2 separate regions of the Homo sapiens genome follow, and region 1 is linked to region 2. A link is an interaction called in ENCODE POLR2A ChIA-PET data of the cell type or tissue named here. Cell type or tissue: OCI-LY7. All regions are shown on one strand. Each heading gives the region's core, and the rest is flanking DNA. Links, peaks and the distances in the headings are about the cores only.

What was found. ChIA-PET counts read pairs that join two places held together with the same protein. Peaks named below come from ENCODE experiments on the same cell type or tissue, not always from the same donor. Only the 100,000 strongest peaks of a DNase experiment are listed, where the experiment ranks them.
Region 1: POLR2A ChIA-PET joins it to region 2 with 7 read pairs; 4 of 35 experiments call an interaction of 5 or more read pairs at or near these places.

What each region holds. Positions count from the first base shown.
Region 1 is chr19:12,834,267-12,844,711 of GRCh38, forward strand. It overlaps MAST1 (microtubule associated serine/threonine kinase 1), which reads left to right and starts at 4,249. Exons shown (of 26, transcript NM_014975.3): 1 at 4,249-4,389; 2 at 6,180-6,268; 3 at 6,725-6,800; 4 at 9,263-9,341. The coding sequence starts at 4,307. It overlaps RTBDN (retbindin), which reads right to left and starts at 313. Exons shown (of 6, transcript NM_001270441.2): 1 at 223-313. RefSeq lists enhancers at 271-800, 6,236-6,295 and silencers at 3,862-4,045, 4,050-4,229, 4,280-4,329. In OCI-LY7, for the core only: CTCF peaks have their summits at 4,138 (motif pointing left) and 4,337; DNase peaks (open chromatin) are centred at 2,175, 4,185, 4,985 and 6,395; H3K4me3 peaks cover 2,595 bases; H3K27ac peaks cover 1,448 bases.
Region 2 is chr19:12,618,863-12,629,307 of GRCh38, forward strand. It overlaps ZNF791 (zinc finger protein 791), which reads left to right. Exons shown (of 4, transcript NM_153358.3): 2 at 4,838-4,964; 3 at 5,788-5,848; 4 at 8,859-10,445. The coding sequence ends at 10,398. Among named protein-coding and RNA genes, the nearest start is that of ZNF791, 13 kb to the left of the region's middle. In OCI-LY7, for the core only: no CTCF peak of the experiment used is centred there; no DNase peak of the experiment used is centred there.

The sequences.
Region 1 (10,445 bases), core at 1,734-6,733, 210 kb after region 2:
TGGCCCGCCCTAGGGGGATGGGGCTGGGGCCGAAGTCATCGCCCTGGCGCCTCGCCAGGCTAGGGGTGAGGGGGCGCAGAGCAAAGTTATTGCCCTAGGGCTCATGCCCCTCGGGGCCATCGGCGCCGCTGGAGGCGTAAACATGTTTGTGCGGCAACCTCGCCCCTCACCACCCCAGGAGCCCCCTCCCGAGGCATAGGACGCCCTGCGTCCCCCACGCACCTGCCTGGCCATCAGGATTCTTCCTACTGCCCTAATTGGACAGGCACCTAGACAGCTTTCTCACTCTTCATTCCACCTCCTCCACTACAACATCCGCCCCCCCACCGCGATCCTCAAGTCCAGCCCAGCTTGTGGGTGGGCGGGAGCGATTTTTAGCTCCTTGCAGCCTTAGAAGATGCTGGTCTCGAGGCTGCGCAGGCGCAGGAGCCGTGCGTCCACTGCACGGAGTGGGACACTGAGGATCGCTGTGGAGTGTGGGGAAGGCGGGGACAAACTCAGGTGTCAGGAGCTCCTACCTCCAAGGTGGGGAGGGATTCTGTAGCCGAGAAGCGTCCTCTGCTCGTCTTCAGCTGCGTTTCTGAGGGGTTAGTACGGAAGTTCAGGGTTAATACGGAGGTCCGGTCCCAAACATCCCAGAGGGGAAGGTGATGATATCTGTGCCCCAAGGCCCTGCCTGGGGTCTGGCCCTTCTGAGCCTCCTTGGGGCTCAGCCCCAGGCTTGGTAATCTGGAGTTTAGATAAAGCCGAGAATGGGCCCAGACTCAGGCTCCATCCCCAGCCTGAATCTTGGGAAAAGAGGATTCAAACCCTCACCTAGGGCTTCGTCCATTTCTAGACTCCCCTAATCCATCATTCCCGAGGTTGAAGGCCAAGGGGAGCTGATTGGTCAGTGCAGCAGGAAAAATGGTGATCAGACTGCAGGAAGGACCTTCCAGGCGTCTGGGTAACGCCGGAGCCAGACATGAGTTGGAAAACTAATTTGCTTTCAGAGCCCAGATGGCCCGATCTCCGGAGCCTAGGCCTCTCTGAAGTGCTCCCACATTCTCTCCGCCTCTCGGGGGTGGGTTAGGAGAGTGGGTTCCGAGAGAAGGGAGGCAGCTGCGGCAAAGTTAGAGCAAGTACTGCAGCAGCCAGGTTGGGTCCGCGCCGTCGGGTTTCTGAGAAAAGGGAGGAAAGAGGCGGGGCCTGCACGGTGTGTCCCCGCCCTCCAGGCCGGCGTCAACTCTCATTGGCTCAGCGCCACGCGGGACTTTAAACTCCCGCTCGAGACACCGCCCCCAACGCGGAATGCTTCCACTCACCCACCCACCCACTCAACCCCAGGCTTGCTCTGGGTCCGGCGATCCCTGTCGGAGTCCTGTCCCCACCGCTTCCCTTCTGGCGGGATTAACCACTTCGCTGCCTGGATACACCCACATACGTTGGTGCATCCTCTTAGGAACTGTCGCATCACTGCTGAGCGCCCGAGGGTCCCCTGTGTGCAGCTAGGCTCTTTTTTTTTTTTTTTTTTTTGAAACGGAGTCTCGCTCTGTTGCCCAGGCTGGAGTGCAGTGACGCAATCTCGGCTCACTGCAACCTCCGCCTCCCGGGTTTAAGAGATTCTTCTGCCTCAGCCTCGCTAGTAGCTGGGATTACAGGCTCATGCCAACATGCCCGGCTAGTTTTGTATTTTTAGTAGAGAGTGGGTTTCACCATGTTGGCCAGCCTGGTCTTGAACTTCTGACCTCAGGTGATCCACCCGCCTCGGCCTCCCAAAGCGCTGGAATTACAGGCGTGAGCCACCACGCCCTGGGATCTTATATGTAGACAGCATCCTGAGTTCGAATGCCCTGTCTGCAGTGTCAACTATTAATCCTGTGCGGGAGAAGCGGAATCCACTTGGCCGAGCGGCTCTGCAGCTGAGATTGGAGGTGGCGTCTGTTTACACTGACGCCAAAGACCCGAACTTCCGCCGCTCCAGTTTGACCCTTTCTTCGTCCCTAGAATGTTTGGGGGCGCTAGCGGGTGGGGCTGGGTTCCAGGTCTTCTTCGGGTGGTGCTTAAAAGCCCTCCAGGGGCTTACCCTCCAAGGCCGGTTACCCGGATCTGGACACCCTGGGCTCTGTGGCCAGAAAATCCAGGTCTTGATTTCGCTTGGGCCATTGCAGACACGCAGCCAGGTCGACTGGTCCTCATTCACTCCGGTCATGCAAAGACAGAGGGAAAACCTGGTTTGGATTATCGGTCACCCGTGGCTCGGGAGGGCAGGGCTGCCCTTTGGCCCCGCCTATATGTTTGTCCGTTGTACAACGGGGTGGGAGGACGCTGTGGCCCATCCTCTGTCATGCAGCATGTCCCTCCTTAATAACGCCTGTTCTCCAGACTTAGTATTTATTGAGCACTTGCTATGTGCTAGGCACCATGCTAAGGGGCTAGGCATCTGCATCAACTCCTAAGATCCTCAAGGAGACACGGGACTATTGGAAGGTCATTTGCCAAGGTCATAAAAAGCAGAATTGAGATTTGAACCTAGGCTTTTTGCTTTTAGAGATCCTAGAAATGTCTAGGACATCCCTCATTTTCCTTTTGTTGGAGTCCCCTCCAAAGGCCTTTTGAAACTCTCCCCCAAATCTTTCCACCTGCAGCCCCACTCAGTTTCCTTCCTTCCACCTCACCCTGTGGATAGAAAACTGGCTGGCAGGTGTTGCCCCTTGTACCCCATTCCTTTCCTCAGAAAAAAGCCAAGACCCCATATCTCCTGATCCCTACAGTGACTTCCTAAGAGCTTGACAAATGGAAGGTGACCTTCTTCAAATGCAGACACATAAAGTTAATACTCACTAATTATTATTATTGTCATTATAAAAAATGACTATGCGGCCATCACCTGAATTTCCATTTTTATTTTTTTATTTTTTAAACTTTTTATTATTTATTTATTTATTGTTAATTGAGAGGGTGTCTTACTCCAGCAGTGGTGCAATCATAGTTCACTATAACCTCGACCTCCTGAGCTCAAGAGATTCTCCCACCTCAGCCTCCGTGGTTCCCATTTTAAATCTCAGTTGTGAGTCACTCTACTTACCTACCCCCCACCCCCTACCCCAACTCTATGACTCTAGCTGGGAGTCAGATAGATCTGCTGAGGTGTAGATGAGTCATTCATTCTTTCAACCTTTCATTCATTCAACCTTTCATTCATTCATTGAGTACGCTAAGCTTATTCCCGCCTCCAGGCCTTTGCCCTTGCAGTTCCCTCCACCTGGAATGCTCTCTCCACAGATCCTCCCATGGCTGGCTCTTATCTTTCAGCAACCAGCTTAAAAGTCACCTCCACAGAGCAGCCCTGTCTGACAATGTGTCTCCATCCTAGCCATTGTCCATCACATCACCCTGTTTAATTTATTCATAAGACTAATTATTGTCTAAAATGATTTCGTTCACTTCTACACTAATCTTGTTTAATGTCCCCTTTACCCTATAAATACTAGTCCCAAAAGGCCAGAAACTTTTTTTTTTTTCTCCTTGAGACAGAGAGTCTTGCTGTGTTGCCCACGCTGGTGTTTCCTTGGACTCAAGCGATTCTCCTGCCTCAACCTCCCAAGTAGCTGGGACTAGAGGTGCACACCACCACACCGGACTTGTAATTTATTCACTACTGTGTCCCTAGTGCCTAGGATTGGGTCAGCATACAGTAGGTGCTCAAGACATATTTTTCAAATAATGATTCCTATTTCATTTGCACAAACACACGCTGATATGCCAACTCACTTGCCTTTATATGGCGCCCCGCCTGTGTACGTGGGCCTCTGTTGGTCTCTGAGGGTCAGGAGAGGAATCACCCAGGGATCCTCTCCCCCAAGAAACTTGGCCCGCAGTGCATGGCCAAGGGTGAAAGTGACAGTGCTGAAGAGGGGCCTGTCTTACCCTGCTTCTGCTCCTCCAGGGAGTTGATAATGCTTGTGGGCAGCAACGGCAGGTCCACGCTGACCTTCATCGTTTTGCCCCTTTGCCTTCCAGAAGGATTTGCCCCTGCCCCGGAAAAGCAGCAGGTGAGCCTGGGGAGAGACGTGGCGGGGGCTGGCCGCCCCTTCTCCCGCCGGGGTGGGGGCGCCAGGCGAGTGCGCGGGCGGGGCCTGGCTCGCCGGCACGCAGCAGCGCCCCCTCCCGGCCGGCTGCAGCCGCAGGGCCCTCCCCTTCCCTGCCCTCCCCTGCCCGCTGCGGCGGCTGCAGCCTCCGCCCCGCGCGCTTGCTCCCCGCGCCGCCGCCGCCGCCGCCTCCGCCGCTGCTGCCGCACCTGCCACCATGTCGCCGCCGCCGGGTCATGTCTGACTCTCTCTGGACCGCGCTTTCTAATTTCTCGATGCCCTCCTTCCCCGGCGGCAGTATGTTCCGCCGCACCAAGAGGTAGACCCCCGATCCCCTAGACATTGTCCCGGCCCTCCCCGCAAAAGCCGCCGCTCCGGGTACTGCTGCAGGGCGGGGCCCGGGATGCTGCGCCCGGTCCAGCTGCGCCAGAGGTGCCCCAGCTGCGCCTTCCCGCCGGGGTTGGGGTTGAATGGGGGGTGGTGTGGGCCGAGTCTGGGGGGCTTGCACGCTGGAGAGGACGGCCGCGGGGGGAGGGGGCTGCGCCACTGGGGGTTTGTGGCGCCTTTGTCTGCTGGCGCTGCGGGCTCCAACAGCCTGGTGGGGGTAGAGGAAGAAGGGGAGGCTGGGGGGCTTGGCACCCTCAGAACAATAGCCGCAGCCTGGCCTCCCCCCACCCCCATGCCGCGTGCTCCTGGACGCGCTAATATGCTCAGTCACTGCGGCTGTGGGTGAGGGGACGGACGGAGGGGCTTGGGGCTCCCTCTTCGGGAGCTGGATGCTGAGGGGTAGAAAAAAGGGGGGGTTTATCATAACACAACCCCCCCCCCCGAACACAGCCTTACACTGAAAATAGTGACACACAGCGTCACACAGGACATGATGTCACACACATACACACAACAGCCCTAGTGGCCCAGATACACTGGGAGGTGCCACACATACCTAGCCTTGCAGCTGCCACAGGTCAGAACCATGCACAGACACACAGGGGCACCACGTCGTGTACACCTAGTAAGATGTCACTTACATGGCGATCCACACACACACAGTTATGTCATCCAAGATGCAAACATGTGTTTCAATATCCCATCCATGCATCCAAGAATGTCACAACACACGATGTCATATCTAGGTATCTCACATACTATGTCACACTGACATCAGGATAAACAGATGTAGGGATCTTGCAGAGACAGAACCACGCAAAATCACATGTTATCACATTGCAAGACTCACCTAGAGAATGTCAAATGTGGTGACATGTTTGGACACAGTGTCACAAGATGTTAAATTCACACAATAGATGCTACATACACATGGACAAGCATGGTGAATGTCACACCCAGACGGAAGGACAGTATCGGACACAGACTCAGAATGCCACACAAAGACATAGATACATGTAGGGGGGATCATGCATCCTGGCCAGGCATGGTGGCAGGCACCTGTAGTCCCAGCTACTCAGGAGGGTGAGGTGAGGCGGGAGGATTGCTTGAGCCCAGGAGTTTGAGGCTGCAGTGAGCCACTGCACACTGCACTCCAGCCGGGCGACAGAGCGAGACATTGATTTAAAAGAAAAAAAATAATAATAATACAACCTGCCTGTGTTACAGCACACATTGTTATGGACAAGTGGCATTTCACACTGTGTCACATAGACACACAAATGCTCAAATTGTATCACACAAGATAAACCCACGTTGTGTCACACGTATCACACTAGAATGCATTCAGCGTCACACATTGTTGAATTCATACAGTGGATACCACACGTGGATACCTACAGTGAATGTCACGCATAGACTGAGACACGCTCAGTATCACCAATGGTGTCACCTAGACACAGTGACTATCACACCATGACAGACACTGCCCTACACATAATCCATACTGAGAGTTTCTCACACACATGTCATATGCACATCCCCTGCCGTACACAGTCCTGCCGAGGCCTGCACCACCTTTCTTCGAGAAACCCTCCCAGGGAGCCTCCAAACACACATGGATGGGAGATAGGCGGGGATCTGAGACAGGAGGTCAGCTGGTGGGGCTCAAGAACTCACTGGGCTGCGGCCCGGCCCGGCCCCCCTGCCTTACCTTCCCCGCAGCTGCCGCACCAGTAATCGGAAAAGCCTCATCCTGACCAGCACTTCACCCACGCTACCGAGACCCCACTCCCCGCTGCCAGGTCACCTAGGTGAGGCCAGTGGTAGAGACTTGGTGGGTGCAGACTGGCCTACAGTAGGCGGGGCCTCAGGCGAGGAAGCGTGGTCATGCTACAGAAGGGGCGCAGTTTGAATGGAGGCGAACCAGTTTGGATAAGGGGCGGGGCCATGCTTGTGTGGGTGTGGTCAGTCGCAGAGGGACGGTCATTGGGGGGCGGAGACTCAGGTGGGCGGAGACTCAGGTGGGACGGACAGAAAGGAGGAGTCGTACCTGAGGGGCGGGGCCATCCCAGATGAAGCCAGAATCGTCTTGGAAGGGGCCAGGCTGACTCGGCAACGAAAAAATTTAGAGAGGCGGGGCCACAGGCGAAGGGGCGTGGTCTCCCCATAATAGGCGGGACTAGACTAAAGACAGGACATGCTGCTGTTTGCACGCCGCTTTAGGGAACGAGAGACCTGACAGGATTTGCCCCCTCTTTCTCTCATAGGCAGCAGTCCCCTGGACAGCCCCCGAAACTTCTCCCCCAACACCCCCGCCCACTTCTCGTTTGCCTCCTCCCGAAGGTGAGTCCCTCCCCTCCAGGGCCCCAGAACCCTGGGCAGACCCTCCCCAACCACTGTCTGGGCCGCCATCTGTTCTCCTCCTAATTGCACCCGAGCTGGGGCCTGAGGGGACCAGCGAGTGCCCCAAGGTCTCAGCGGGAAGGAGCGCCTAGCCTTCGGGGCGGGGCCTATAAGAAGGCGGGGTCCAATCGCCGATCTGGAACGGGGAAGGCGGTGGGGCTCCCTTTGCGGCAGGTCGAAAGCGCGTGCGCCCTGGGCGCGGGGTCTTAGTCTCTCCGAGCCTTGCTCTCCTGGCCAGGTGTTTCCATAGCAACAGGACGGGGCAGCCAAGATGACGTGCGCAAGCGCAGATTGCGCGATGCCTATCGAGGGACTCTTGGTCCCCGAGGTGGGGGAGGACGACTAGGGCTGTTTCTCAAGGGGAGGAATCTCAGGTTTCTTTCCAAGGGTCTCTTAGGGTTTCTGGGGTGTCCTTAAATGAATTTTCTATGGGCCTTTGGTGAAACTGGGGGAGGCAGAGAGGTTTCTCTGATGTTTTCTGGAGAAACGTTTCTGGGAGTTTGGGCCTGTCTCTTTTTCTTTGAACTCTATTCATTCTAAAAATGGTGTCTAAACACCTGCTATGTTCTTAGGAGCTGGGCGTATGGGGTCAATGACGTCCTGTCTCTACCCTCTGAGTCGAATAGGGCAGGCAGGCCAGAGAATGGGGATCAGTGCAAAGGCTGATGAAGGCTGTGTTGTGAGAGTCAAAGGAGACTGTGAAGACAGACAGCTCCCTTGGGAAAGTGGGGGAACCGCCTATTGACCATGGAATTTAGCTGAGGGCAATAGAGAGCCAGGACAAGGCTCTGGGATAGGGTCTCACATGTTTATCCGCAAGCGGGGAGGACTGAGCGAGGGGACTGCTGGGAGGAAGAAGGAAGGGAGGAGTCCAATAAATGGGGTGTGTGTGTGTCCTTGTAACTGTGCAAAGTGTGCTGGTGTGTGTGTGTGATTGTCACTGTGTGAGGGATTACGTGCCTATGCAATGGCACGAGTCTGCGAATGTGAACGTGTGAACATGTGTCTGTAGGATTGTAAGTGTCTGTGAATATGTGAGAGGAGCAAGTCAGGTATGTCTCCAGGTGAGCGTGCAATCTGTGTGTGGGTGTAAGCGTGTGTGAGTGTGTGGCTGTGAGATAGTAAACACAGAGTCACAGTGTTTACTGTCTCTCTCTCTCTCTCTCTTTTTTTTTTCTTTTCTTGAGACAGAGTCTCGCTCTGTTGCCCAGGCTGGAGTGCAATGGCGGGATCTCGGCTCACTGCAATTTCCGCCTTCTGGGTTCAAGCGATTCTCCTGCCTCAGCTTCCCAAGTAGCTGGGATTACAGGCGCCTGCCACCACGCCCGGCTAATTTTTGTATTTTTAGTAGAGATGGGGTTTCACCAGGTTGGTCATGCTGGTCTCGAACTTCTGACCTCAGGTGATCCACCCGCCTCGGCCTCCCAAAATGCTAGGATTACAGGCATGAGCCACCGCGCCCGTCCAGTTTACTGTCTCACAGCCACACGCTTACACATGCACATGCTAATGTGTGTTGTGCACTCACATGAGCACGCGCCGATGTGTGTCCCTGTGTGTGTGCATCTGCGTGCGAGTGTGAATGAGTGTGTCGCTGTGTGCAAGTTTCAATGTGTGGTAGTGAGCGTGGGTGTCTGGAACGTGCATCTGTGTGAATGTGGAAGTGTGGAGTATGTTTGGGTGAGTCTGTGTGTCCGAGTGTGAGTACTGAGTGGAAGCACATGTGTCTATAGGTGAGTGCATGTCTGGTCTTGCACGCGTGATTGTGCATTAGTGTGTGAGAGTGTGATATTTGGGTCCATGGATGGGATAGTCAATACGTGTGGGTGTCTGTGTTGAGGAGTCATGTGTGAGTGTGTGTCTTCGTGTGTGTGAAGTGTAAATGTGTGCACTGCCAGTATGTGAGCCTGACCTGATAGTCACACCAACATTAATGGATTTGGCTGCAACAGTGACTGTGTCTGTGTGCACGAGAGCATAAGGACACAATATTCTATGTCAGAACATGTTGGGGGGTGGGACGGGTCTTTTTTCTCTGAGAAGATCCAAGGGTCTCCCTCAGAGCTTTCTCATGGAGAGTGTTCACTTGGGGGAAATTTCTAGAATCTCTCTGGAAAGGCTTCACTGGGTGGGGGCTTTTCCAGTTCTCGGTGTCCACTCTGAATGATAAGAGAGGGGACCGTGGGGAGGAGAGTGGAGACGGATCCTCCCTCCAATTCCCGGTGCCTGCCTGGAAGAGTCCCTCTTTATCCCCTTGATTCTGAGGGCCTTGAGGAATCTTAGAGTGCAGATATATTCCCCCAACCCCCACCCTGGCCCTGGCCAGTGGCTTCACCCACACCCTGAGGAGTTGGGGGACCGCTGGGGCCTTGTGGCCTCTGAGCACCTTGGCTGGGTTCCAGGGCGGACGGACGCCGGTGGTCTCTGGCCTCGCTCCCTTCATCTGGCTATGGCACCAACACGCCCAGTTCCACCGTCTCGGTGAGTGTGGAAAGTAGGTGGGTGGGCCGGTGGGTAAGGAATTCAGGGGCCCTCCAGCCTGAAGACCCACACCCAGGCCAGCAGTCCAGGCTGGGCTTGATGACAGTTTAGGGCCAGGCTCAGTGACTCAAGCCTGTAATCCCAGTACTTTGGGAGGCCAAGACAGAAGGATTGCTTGAGCCTAGGAGTTCAAGACCAGTCTGGGCAACATAGGGAGACCCTTGTCCCTACAAAAAATTAAAAATTATCTGGGCGTGGTGGTGCACACCTGTGGTCCCCACTATTTGGGAGGCTGAGACGGGAGGATCGCTGGAGTCTGGGAGGTATAGGCTACAGTTGAGCTGAGATCGCACTGCAGCATTCCAGTCTGGATGACAGAGTGAGACCCTGTCTCAAAAGAAAAAAGCAAAAAAAGACAGTTTGGGTTTCCCCATTCTTCAAAGGTGTTCACTTGTCCATCTATTAAAGAGTTATGGGTCCGCCCCACTCAGAGCCCAATGCTCTGCCCTCAACACATTTCTGGGAGGGTCCTTCCTACTCATTTCTGACTCACTCATTTACAGCTGGTGACATAAGGCTCTGTGAGTTAAGCCATTTACTCTGATATCAGCAGCTGGGCTGGGCCAGGCCACAGCTTTCACCCAGAGCCCACTTGCTCACCCCTTGGAACACCCAAAGTCCCTTCATCTGCTCCCTTTTCTATCCATGCCCATAGTTCCCTTATCCAGCCATTGGCATGATGTTCAGCAGACATTTGTCATGAGATTGTCATGTGGTAGGCGGGTTCTGCAAGCTGGGCCAGAGTGTAAATATTCACGCAGCCCTCATGGGGGAAGACAAGCCAGTAAGAAGGCATTCACAAAATAGAATGGTCAGAACTTTGATGCAAGTAGCACAAGGTGAGGTGATAGGGGAGAGGCATGTGACTCAGATTGGGGGGTTGTCAAGGAAGGCTTCCTGGAGGAGGTGACATTGAAACCAAGACAACAGACCAGCAGGAGTTTGGCAGATGGAAGAGAAGGGAGAAGAGTGTTCCAGGAAGGGGAAGAGCATGTGCAAACCTCTAGAGGCCACAGAACTTGCAGCATTTGAAAAGTTGAAAGT
Region 2 (10,445 bases), core at 3,634-8,633:
TTTTGAGATGGAGTCTCACTCTGTTGCCAGGCTGGAGTGCAGTGGTGTGATCTCAGCTCACTGCAACCTCCGCCTCCTGGGTTCAAGCGATTCTCCTGCTTCAGCCTCCCGAGTAGCTGGGACTACAGGCATGAGCCACCATGCCCAGCTAATTTTTGTATTTTTAGTAGCGACGGAGTTTCACCATGTTGGTCAGGATGGTCTCAGTCTCGACCTCGTGATCCACCCACCTAGGCCTCCCAAAGTGCTAGGGATTACAGGCGTGAGCCACCACGCCTGGCCACCTCTCAGTATATTTCTCATATGCTAGTATCTGAAGCTGCAGGCTATCCGTTCCAATGGTTGTGGTGTTTAGACTTTTTCACGGTTTTGTTTTTGTTTGCTTTGTGGAAAATAATGCTCCTACTATTTTTGTTTCAGTCTGCAAGTGCAAACGCACAATAAATTCTCTGGTAGTTGGAAAAAAATTACTGGATCTTGGTCAAGTTTAAATTTACAAACTTAAAAAAAGTGGTGGAGTGTATCAGTTGATCCTCCGTTTGTACATGATTGTTCTCTGTAGTCATCAACACTAATGTTATCTTTTTTTTTTTTTTTTTTTTTTTGAGACGGAGTCTCGATTTGTCTCCCAGGCTGGAGTGCAGTGGCGCGATCTGGGCTCACTGCAAGCTCCGCCTCCCGTGTTCACGCCATTCTCCTGCCTCAGCCTCTCGACTAGCTGGGACTACAGGCGCCCGCCACTTCTCCTGGCTAATTTTTTGTATTTTTAGTAGAGACGGGGTTTCACTGTGTTAGCCAGGATGCTCTCGATCTCCTGACCTCATGATCTACCTGCCTCGGCCTCCCCAAGTGCTGGGATTACAGGCGTGAGCCACCGCGCCCGGCCACTAATGTTATCTTAATCGACTAGTTTTGTCTTCCTACTCAGTTTGAAGTGGGAACTATTTGACATTTATATCCTCATTAGCAAGGAGATGAACCTTTTTTTTCTGTTTTTTTTTCTTTTTATTATTTAGTAAAAGGCTATATATGAAATCTTTATTTATTTATTTATTTTTATTTTATTTATTTATTTTTTTGAGACGGAGTCTCGCTCTGTCGCCCAGGTTGGAGTGCAGTGGCGCGATCTCGGCTCACTGCAAGCTCCGCCTCCCGGGTTCCCGCCATTCTCCTGCCTCAGCCTCCCGAGTAGCTGGGACTACAGGCGCCCGCCACGGCACCCAGCTAATTTTTTGTATTTTTAGTAGAGCCAGGATGGTCTCGATCTTCTGACCTCGTGATCCACCTGCCTTGGCCTCCCAAAGTGCTGGGATTACAGGTGTGAGCCACCGCACCTGGCCTGTCTTTATTTATTTTTGGCTGGAGTGCAGTGGTATAGTTATGGCTCACTGCAGCCTTGACTTTGCAGGCTCAAGCAATCCTCCCACCTCAGCCTCCCAAGTAGCTGAGACCACAGGCGTGCACCACCACGCCTGGCCAAGTTTTGTATATTTTATAGAGACAGGGTTTCACCATGTTGCCCAGGCTGGTCTCGAACTCCTGGGCTCAAACGATCTGCCCACCTCAGCCTCCCAAAGTGCTGGGATTATAGGCATGAGCCATCACGCCTGGCCAAAATGTTTATTTTCTATTAAATGTAAATGTAAATAAACCTTACAGAGAGCACCCAGGCATGCAGATGGACTTGTCACGAGGGAGAGCTCCCTGGAGCCAAATTTCTTCCTGCTCAGACCATAGTCCTAATTACTTAAGAAAACCCCTTCTAACTGTGTGGATCTTTTAACGTATGGTGCACATGAGTGCATGGAAATGAGAGAACCTGGGACAACAGCCCCTAGAGTGTCTGTCTGGGATCACTTCCTCCTGAAACTGGAGAAAGGGGATTTATGTTCTTTTTTTTTTTTTTTTTTTTTTTTGAGATAGAGTCTCGCTCTGTTGCCCAGGCTGGACTGCAGTGGTGCGATCTTGGCTCACTGCAACCTCTGCCTCCCGGGTTCAAGCGATTCTCCTGCCTCTGCCTCCCGAGTAGCTGAGATTACATGCATGCACCACCATGCCCAACTAATTTTTGTATTTTTAGTAGAGGCAGGGTTTCTCCATGTTGGCCAGGGTGGTCTCGAACTCCTGACCTGAGGTGATCCACCTGCCTCGGCCTCCCACAGTGCTGGGATTACAGGCATGAGCCATCCTGACCCAGATTTTATGTTCTTTTGGAGGTATGAAATTACCTGTTAATTTTATAATCATGGGCAAATTCACCATCAGACCATTGTGGACATCAGTGAAGTCCCCTGAAAATTGATACTGTCAATCTATTCTTCAAGGTCAGCAAAGCCCAGATGACATGATTATGGATCTTCCAGAAAGTGCTCTTCTGACATTTTATCTCAATGTGTATATGTATTTGTGCTAAAAATTGGTTGGAAGCAGTTCTGAGGCTCATGGGTATAACGATTTTGTGAAAGTCTAAGTTGTGAGGGCCCCTTCCTTGTGCCTGAGCTGTCTTCCCAGTAACTTCCTAGTCTCACGAAATGGGACAGAAAGTAAAAGGAAAAACTGGGTCTATGATAGATATTACACACACAGCCGGGCGTGGTCGCTCATGCCTGTAATGCCAACACATAGGGATATATATATATCGGAAACAAGTTGAAATTAATACGTCTCTAAAAGAGTATTTCCATTCAGTCAGCAGAATCTGAGTGCTTCTGATGGCCTCAAATACTTCAGGACGATATAGGCAGCTAGACCTTCTTAAAAGTTGGATTTCCACAAGCCTCCTGGCCTCTCATGTATAACAAAAGGGGATAGAAGATTCTCAATGTGTATTTACTTATTAAAACCTCCACCTCGGTGGGGGGTCAGCCCCCCTGCCCGGCCAGCCGCCCCGTCCGGGAGGGAGGTGGGGGGGGTCAGCCCCCCCGCCCGGCCAGCCGCCCCGTCCGGGAGGTGAGGGGCGCCTCTGCCCGGCCACCACCCCGTCTGGGAGGTGTGCCTAACAGCTCATTGAGAACGGGCCAGGATGACAATGGCGGCTTTGTGGAATAGAAAGGCGGGAAAAGTGGGGAAAAGATTGAGAAATCGGATGGTTGCCGTGTCTGTGTAGAAAGTAGACATGGGAGACTTTTCATTTTGTTCTGCACTAAGAAAAATTCCTCTGCCTTGGGATCCTGTTGATCTGTGACCTTACCCCCAACCCTGTGCTCTCTGAAACATGTGCTGTGTCCACTCAGAGTTAAATGGATTAAGGGCGGTGCAAGATGTGCTTTGTTAAACAGATGCTTGAAGGCAGCATGCTCGTTAAGAGTCATCACCACTCCCTAATCTCAAGTAATCAGGGACACAAACACTGCGGAAGGCCGCAGGGTCCTCTGCCTAGGAAAACCAGAGACCTTTGTTCACTTGTTTATCTGCTGACCTTCCCTCCACTATTGTCCCATGACCCTGTCAAATCCCCCTCTGTGAGAAACACCCAAGAATTATCAATAAAAAAATAAATTAAAAAAAATAATAAATAAAAAAAATAATAAAAAAAAGACTGTCTCAAACAAAAAAAAAAAAAAAAAAAAACCTCCACCTCATTTAATCCCATATCTTAAGGAATGCTGAATGATTTGGGTAATAAGAAATTAGGCTGTGGGCTGGGTATGGTTATTCATACCTGTTATCACAACACTTTGGGAGGCCGGGGCAGGAGGATCACTTGGGGCCGAGAGTTAAAGGTCAACCTGGACAATATAACAAAACCCCAGCCGGAGGCAGTGGCTCACGCCTGTAATCCCAGCACTTTGGGTGGCCGAGGAGGGTGGATCACGAGGTCGGGAGTTCAAGACCAGCCTAGCCAAGATGGTGAAACCCCATCTCTACTAAAAATACAAAAAATTAGCTGGGCGTGGTGGCACGCGCCTATAATCCCAGCTACTTCGGAGGCTGAGGCAGAGAATTGCTTAAACCTGGAGGGGCGGAGGTTGCAGTGAGCCGAGATCGCACCACTGCACTCCTGCCTGGGTTACAGAGTGAGACTCCGTCTCAAAAAAAAAAAAAAAAAGAAAGAAAAAAAACCCATTTATCTGGGAGTGGTGTTGCACATCTGTAGTCCTAACTACTCGTGAAGCTGAGGCAGGAGGATGTCTTGGGGGCCCAGGGATTTGAGGCTACAGTGAGTTAGGATTGCTGCACTTGAGCCTAGGTGACAGAGCAAGACCCTGTCTCTTAGAAAACAACAAACAAACAAACAAGAAATAAGAATTTATCTCATAAAGAATTGAAGATCTTGCCTGTAATCTCAGCAATTTGAGAGGCCAAGGCTAGTGAATCGCTTGAGCTGAGGAGTTTGAGACCAGCCTGGGCAACATGGCAAAACCCCATCTCTACAAAAAATATACACAAAATACTTACCTAGGTGTAGTGGTGTGTTCCTGTAGTCCCAGCTACTCAGGAGGCTGAGGTTGGAGGATTGCTTGAGCCGGGAGGACTAGGCTCCAATGAACTGTGATTGTACCACTGCACTCCAGCCTAGGTAGCAGAGCGAGACCATCTATGTCTCAAAAAGGAAGAAAAAAAAATTGATCCTAAAATTTGTCTCATTTGTGTAGGATTTCTTTCATTTTTCTAAGTTGAACTAGATACTACCATTAGAGAGCAATAGGACTTACAGTGACCACAGTGAAGATGTAGCTATAAGTTTATGTGTTCAATGTGCTGTTACATTTCTAACAATTGAGTCATGCACTAAATGTTTGGAGACCACAAAATCGTGTGTGAATTTCTTATGAATTGAGGATACCTCTCATCCTTGTCAATCTCACCTATTCTCTACTTATATTGGATGTTTCAGGACTCAGTGGCTTTTGAGGATGTGTCTGTGAGCTTCAGCCAGGAGGAGTGGGCTCTGCTGGCTCCTTCACAGAAGAAACTCTACAGAGATGTGATGCAGGAAACATTCAAGAACCTGGCATCTATAGGTAAGGATGACATCATTTTTTCTTTTTTCTTTTTTTTTTTTTTTGGGGGGGGACAGAGTTTCACTATTGTCCAGGCTGGAGAGCAATGGCACAATCTCAGCTCACCACAACCTCAGCCTCCCAGGTTCAAGCAATTCTCCTACCTCAGCCTCCCGAGTAGCTGGGATTACAGGCACGTGCCACCATGCCTGGCTAATTTTTTTCTTTTTAGTAGAGACGGGATTTCACCATGTTGGTCAGGCTGGTCTTGAACTCCTGACCACAGGTAATCTGCCCGCTTCAGCCTCCCAAAGTGCTGGGATTACAGGCATGAGCCACTGTGCCTGGCCTTCTTTTTTTTTTTTTTTTTTGAGTCTCGTCCTGTTCCCCAGGGTGGAGTGCAGTGGCGGGATCTTGGCTCACTGTAACCTCCGCCTCCTGGGTTCAAGCAATTCTCCTGCCTCAGCCTCCCGAGTAGCTGGGATTACAGGTGCCCACCACCATGCCCGGCTAATTTTTGTATTTTTAGTAGAGACGGGGTTTTATCATGTTGGCCAGGCTGGTCTCGAACTCCTGACCTCAGGTGATCCACCCGCCTCAGCCTCCCAAAGTGTGGGGATTACAGGCATGAGCCACCGCACCCCAGTGACATCATTTTTTCATATCGTCAGTTAGAGAACTGCCATTTCTTGCTCATAATCACTGTTCCGAGATTTGGAATCTGAAAAGGAAACACTTCTGTAAATAAACCAGGCATGGTTACAGCTCATTGTGAACCTATAATCTAATAATATTTGTATAATTTTTAATAATTTATCATGATTATTCTTGATCTACATTTTAGGGGAAAAATGGGAAGACCCGAATGTTGAAGATCAACACAAAAACCAAGGACGAAATCTAAGGTGAGTTGCACTCACAAGAAGTAACAGTGTTCCTTGAAAGAATCTTAAAAATGTTATGGCCGGGCACGGTGGCTCACACCTGTAATCTCAGCACTTTGAGAGGCTGAGGTGGGTGGATCATGAGGTCAGGAGTTCAAGACCAGCCTGGCCAACATGATGAAACCCCGTCTCTACTAAAAATACAAAAAAAGTTAGCCAGTTGTGGTGGTGGGCGCCTGTAATCCCAGCTACTCTGGAGGCTGAGGCAGAGAATTACTTGAATCCAGGAGGCAGAGGTTGCAGCGAGCCGAGATCGCGCCACTGCACTCCAGCCTGGGCAACAGAGCGAGACTCTGTCTCAAAAAAAAAAAGAAGTTGTGACACTTTTAAAACAAGAAGCAAGCTTAGCTCCAAATTTATTTATTTATTTGTTTTATTTATTTTTTCTTGAGATGAGGTTTTGCTCTGTCACTCAGGCTGGAGTGCAGTGGCATGGTCTTTGCTCACTGCAACCTCCACCTCCCGGGATCAAGTGATTTTCCTGCCTCAGCCTCCCAAGTAGCTGGGATTACAGGGACGTGCCACCACACCTGGCTAATTTTTGTATTTTTAGTAGAGACAGGGTTTCTCCATGTTGGCAAGGCTGGTCTCAAACTCCTGACCTCAGGTGATCTGCCCGCCTCAGCCTTCCAAAGTGCTGGGATTACAGGCACGAGCCACTGGGCCCCAAATTTATTTATTATCAGAAAATGTTTACCAAAAATGTTTTCTCAAGTGACACAGATGTCCACTGGCTGAAAAATATTATACTTGGGCCGGGCACTGTGCCTCACGCTTATAATCCCAGCACTTTGGGAAGGTGAGGTGGGCGGATCACCAGAGGTCAGGAGATCAAGACCAGTCTGGCCAACACAGTGAAAACCTGTCTCTACTAAAAATACAAAAATTAGCCGGGTGTGGTGGCACACACCTGTCATCCCAGCTACTCAGGAGGCTGAGGCAGGAGAATCACTTGAACCTGGGAGGCAGAGGTTGCAGTGAGCCCAGATCGCACCACTACACTCCAGCCTGGGCGACAGAGTGAGACTCCATCTCAAAAAAAAAAAAAAAGAAGAAGAAGAAGAAAGAAAAATATTGTACTTGGGAACAGTTTTGTTTGTTTGTTTGTTTTGTGAAACAGAGTCTCGCTCTGTCACCCAGGCTGGAGTGGAGTGGTATGATCTTGGCTCACTGCAACCTCTAACCCCTGGGTTCAAGCAATTCTTCTGCCTCAGCCTCCCAAGTAGCTGGGATTATAAGCGCGCACTACTATACTGGGTTAATTTTTGTTTTGTTTTGTTTTTTTTGAGACGGAGTCTCGCTCTGTCACCAGGCTAGAGTGCTGTGGCGCAATCTCGGCTCACTGCAACCTCCCACTCCCTGGTTCAAGGGATTCTTCTGCCTCCGCCTCCCAGGTAGCTGGGATTACAGGCATGCATCACCATGCCCGGCTAATTTTTGTGTTTTTAGTAGAGATAGGGTTTCACTATGTTGGCCAGGATGGTCACGATCTCCTGACCTCGTGATCTGCCCACCTCGGCCTCCCAAAGTGCTGGGATTACAGGCGTGAGCCACCATGCCCAGCCAATTTTTGTATTTTTTAGTAGAGATGGGGTTTCACTATGTTGGCCTGGATGGTCTCGATCTCCTGACCTCGTGATCTGCCCGCCTCGGCCTCCCAAAGTGCTGGGATTACAGGGGTGAGCCACCATGCCCAGCCAATTTTGTATTTTTTAGTAGAGATGGGGTTTCACCATGTTGGCCAGGCTGGTCTCAAACTCCTGACCCCAATTGATCCACCCACCTCGGCCTCCCAAAGTGCTAGGACTACAGGCATGAGCCACCATGCCAAGGTGTGGAAACAGTATTTTATTTTATTTTTATTTTTATTTTTGAGACGAAGTCTTGCTCTGTCACCCAGGCTGGAGTGCAGTGGTGCCATCTCAGCTCACTGCAAGCTCCGCCTCCCAGGTTCACGCCATTCTCCTGCCTCAGCCTCCCGAGTAGCTGGGACTACAGGCGCCCACCACCACGCCCGGCTAATTTTTTTGTATTTTTAGTAGAGACGGGGTTTCACCCTGTTAGCCAGGGTGGTCTTGATCTCCTGACCTCATGATCTGCCCGTCTCGGCCTCCCAAAGTGCTGGGATTACAGGCGTGAGCCACTGTGCCCGCCCAGAAACAGTACTTTAAAGCCTCACATATAATTTCCGGAAGCCAAGGTGAGCAGATCATTTGAGCTCAGGAGTTCGAAACCAGCCTGGGCAACAAGACGAGACCCTGTCTCTACAAGAAACAGAAAATTCAGTCAGTTGTGGTGGTGCATGCCTGTAGTCCCAGCTACATGGGAGGCTGAGGTGGGAGGATTGATTGAGCCCGGGAGGTCAAGGCTGCAGTGAGCCATGATTGCATCACTGTACTCCAGTGCGGGTGACAGAGTGAGACTCTGTCTCAAAATGAAACCAAAAAAAAAAAAACCCATACCTCAATATTACTGTTTTGATAATAGCTATCAGTGACACAAGCCCTCTTGCAGAACATTGAGTATATTCGTTTTTAAACAAGTCAGACGGGGCAGAAAACTATTTCCCTGAAAATGATAAAAATTTAGTTCTGCTGCCGGGTGCGGTGGCTCACGCCTGTAATCCCAGCACTTTGGGAGGCCAAGGCGGGCAGATCACTTGAGGTCAGGAGTTCAAGACCAGCCTGACCAGCATGGTGAAACCACGGCTTTACTAAAAATACAAAATTAGCTGGGCGTGGTGGCGCATGCCTGTAATCCCAGCTACTTGGGAGGCCGAGGTAGGAGAATTGCTTGAAGCTGGGAGGTGGAGGTTGCAGTGAGCTGAGATCGCACCATTGCACTCCAGCCTGGGGAACAAGAACAAGACTCCGTCTCAAAAAAGAAAAAAGAACTTTAGTTCTACTACCCGATAATACATATAAAATCATTAATACACAACCAGTATTACCGTGCTTCTAATTTTTTACAGAAGCCATACGGGAGAGAGACTCTGTGAAGGTAAAGAAGGTAGTCAATGTGCAGAAAACTTCAGTCCCAATCTCAGTGTGACGAAGAAGACTGCCGGAGTAAAACCATATGAGTGTACTATCTGTGGAAAAGCCTTCATGCGTCTCTCATCCCTTACTAGACACATGAGGTCTCACACTGGATACGAGCTATTTGAGAAGCCATATAAATGTAAGGAGTGTGAGAAAGCCTTTAGTTATCTCAAATCCTTTCAAAGACATGAAAGGAGTCACACTGGAGAAAAACCCTATAAATGTAAACAATGTGGAAAAACCTTCATATATCACCAGCCCTTTCAAAGACATGAGCGGACTCACATTGGAGAAAAACCCTATGAATGTAAGCAATGTGGAAAAGCTCTTAGTTGTTCCAGTTCGCTTCGAGTTCATGAAAGGATTCACACTGGAGAAAAGCCCTATGAATGTAAACAATGTGGGAAAGCCTTCAGTTGTTCCAGTTCTATTCGAGTACACGAAAGAACTCACACTGGAGAGAAACCCTATGCATGTAAGGAATGTGGGAAAGCCTTCATTTCCCACACAAGTGTTCTAACACACATGATAACACACAACGGAGATAGACCTTATAAATGCAAAGAATGTGGAAAGGCATTCATTTTTCCCAGTTTTTTACGAGTACATGAAAGAATTCACACTGGAGAGAAACCCTATAAATGTAAACAATGTGGTAAAGCCTTCAGATGTTCCACCTCCATTCAAATTCATGAAAGAATTCATACTGGAGAGAAGCCCTATAAATGTAAAGAATGTGGGAAATCTTTCAGTGCACGCCCAGCCTTTCGAGTACACGTGAGAGTGCATACTGGAGAGAAACCCTATAAGTGTAAAGAATGTGGGAAAGCCTTTAGTAGAATCAGTTACTTTCGAATACATGAAAGGACTCACACTGGAGAGAAACCCTACGAATGTAAAAAATGTGGGAAAACTTTCAATTATCCTCTAGATTTGAAAATCCACAAGAGAAATCACACTGGAGAAAAACCCTATGAGTGTAAGGAATGTGCAAAAACCTTCATTTCTCTTGAGAACTTTCGAAGACACATGATCACCCACACTGGAGACGGACCTTATAAATGTAGGGACTGTGGGAAGGTGTTCATTTTTCCTAGTGCGTTACGAACACATGAAAGAACTCACACTGGAGAGAAACCCTATGAATGTAAACAATGTGGAAAAGCCTTTAGTTGTTCTAGTTACATTCGGATACATAAAAGAACTCACACTGGGGAGAAACCTTATGAATGTAAGGAATGCGGGAAGGCCTTTATTTATCCCACAAGCTTTCAAGGACACATGAGAATGCATACTGGAGAGAAACCCTATAAATGTAAAGAATGTGGGAAGGCCTTTAGTCTTCACAGTTCCTTTCAAAGACATACAAGAATTCACAATTATGAGAAACCTCTTGAATGTAAGCAATGTGGAAAAGCCTTCAGTGTGTCCACATCCTTAAAAAAACATATGAGAATGCACAATCGATAGAAACTCTATAAATGTGAGAAATAGGAGAAAGTTTTCAATTCTAACAG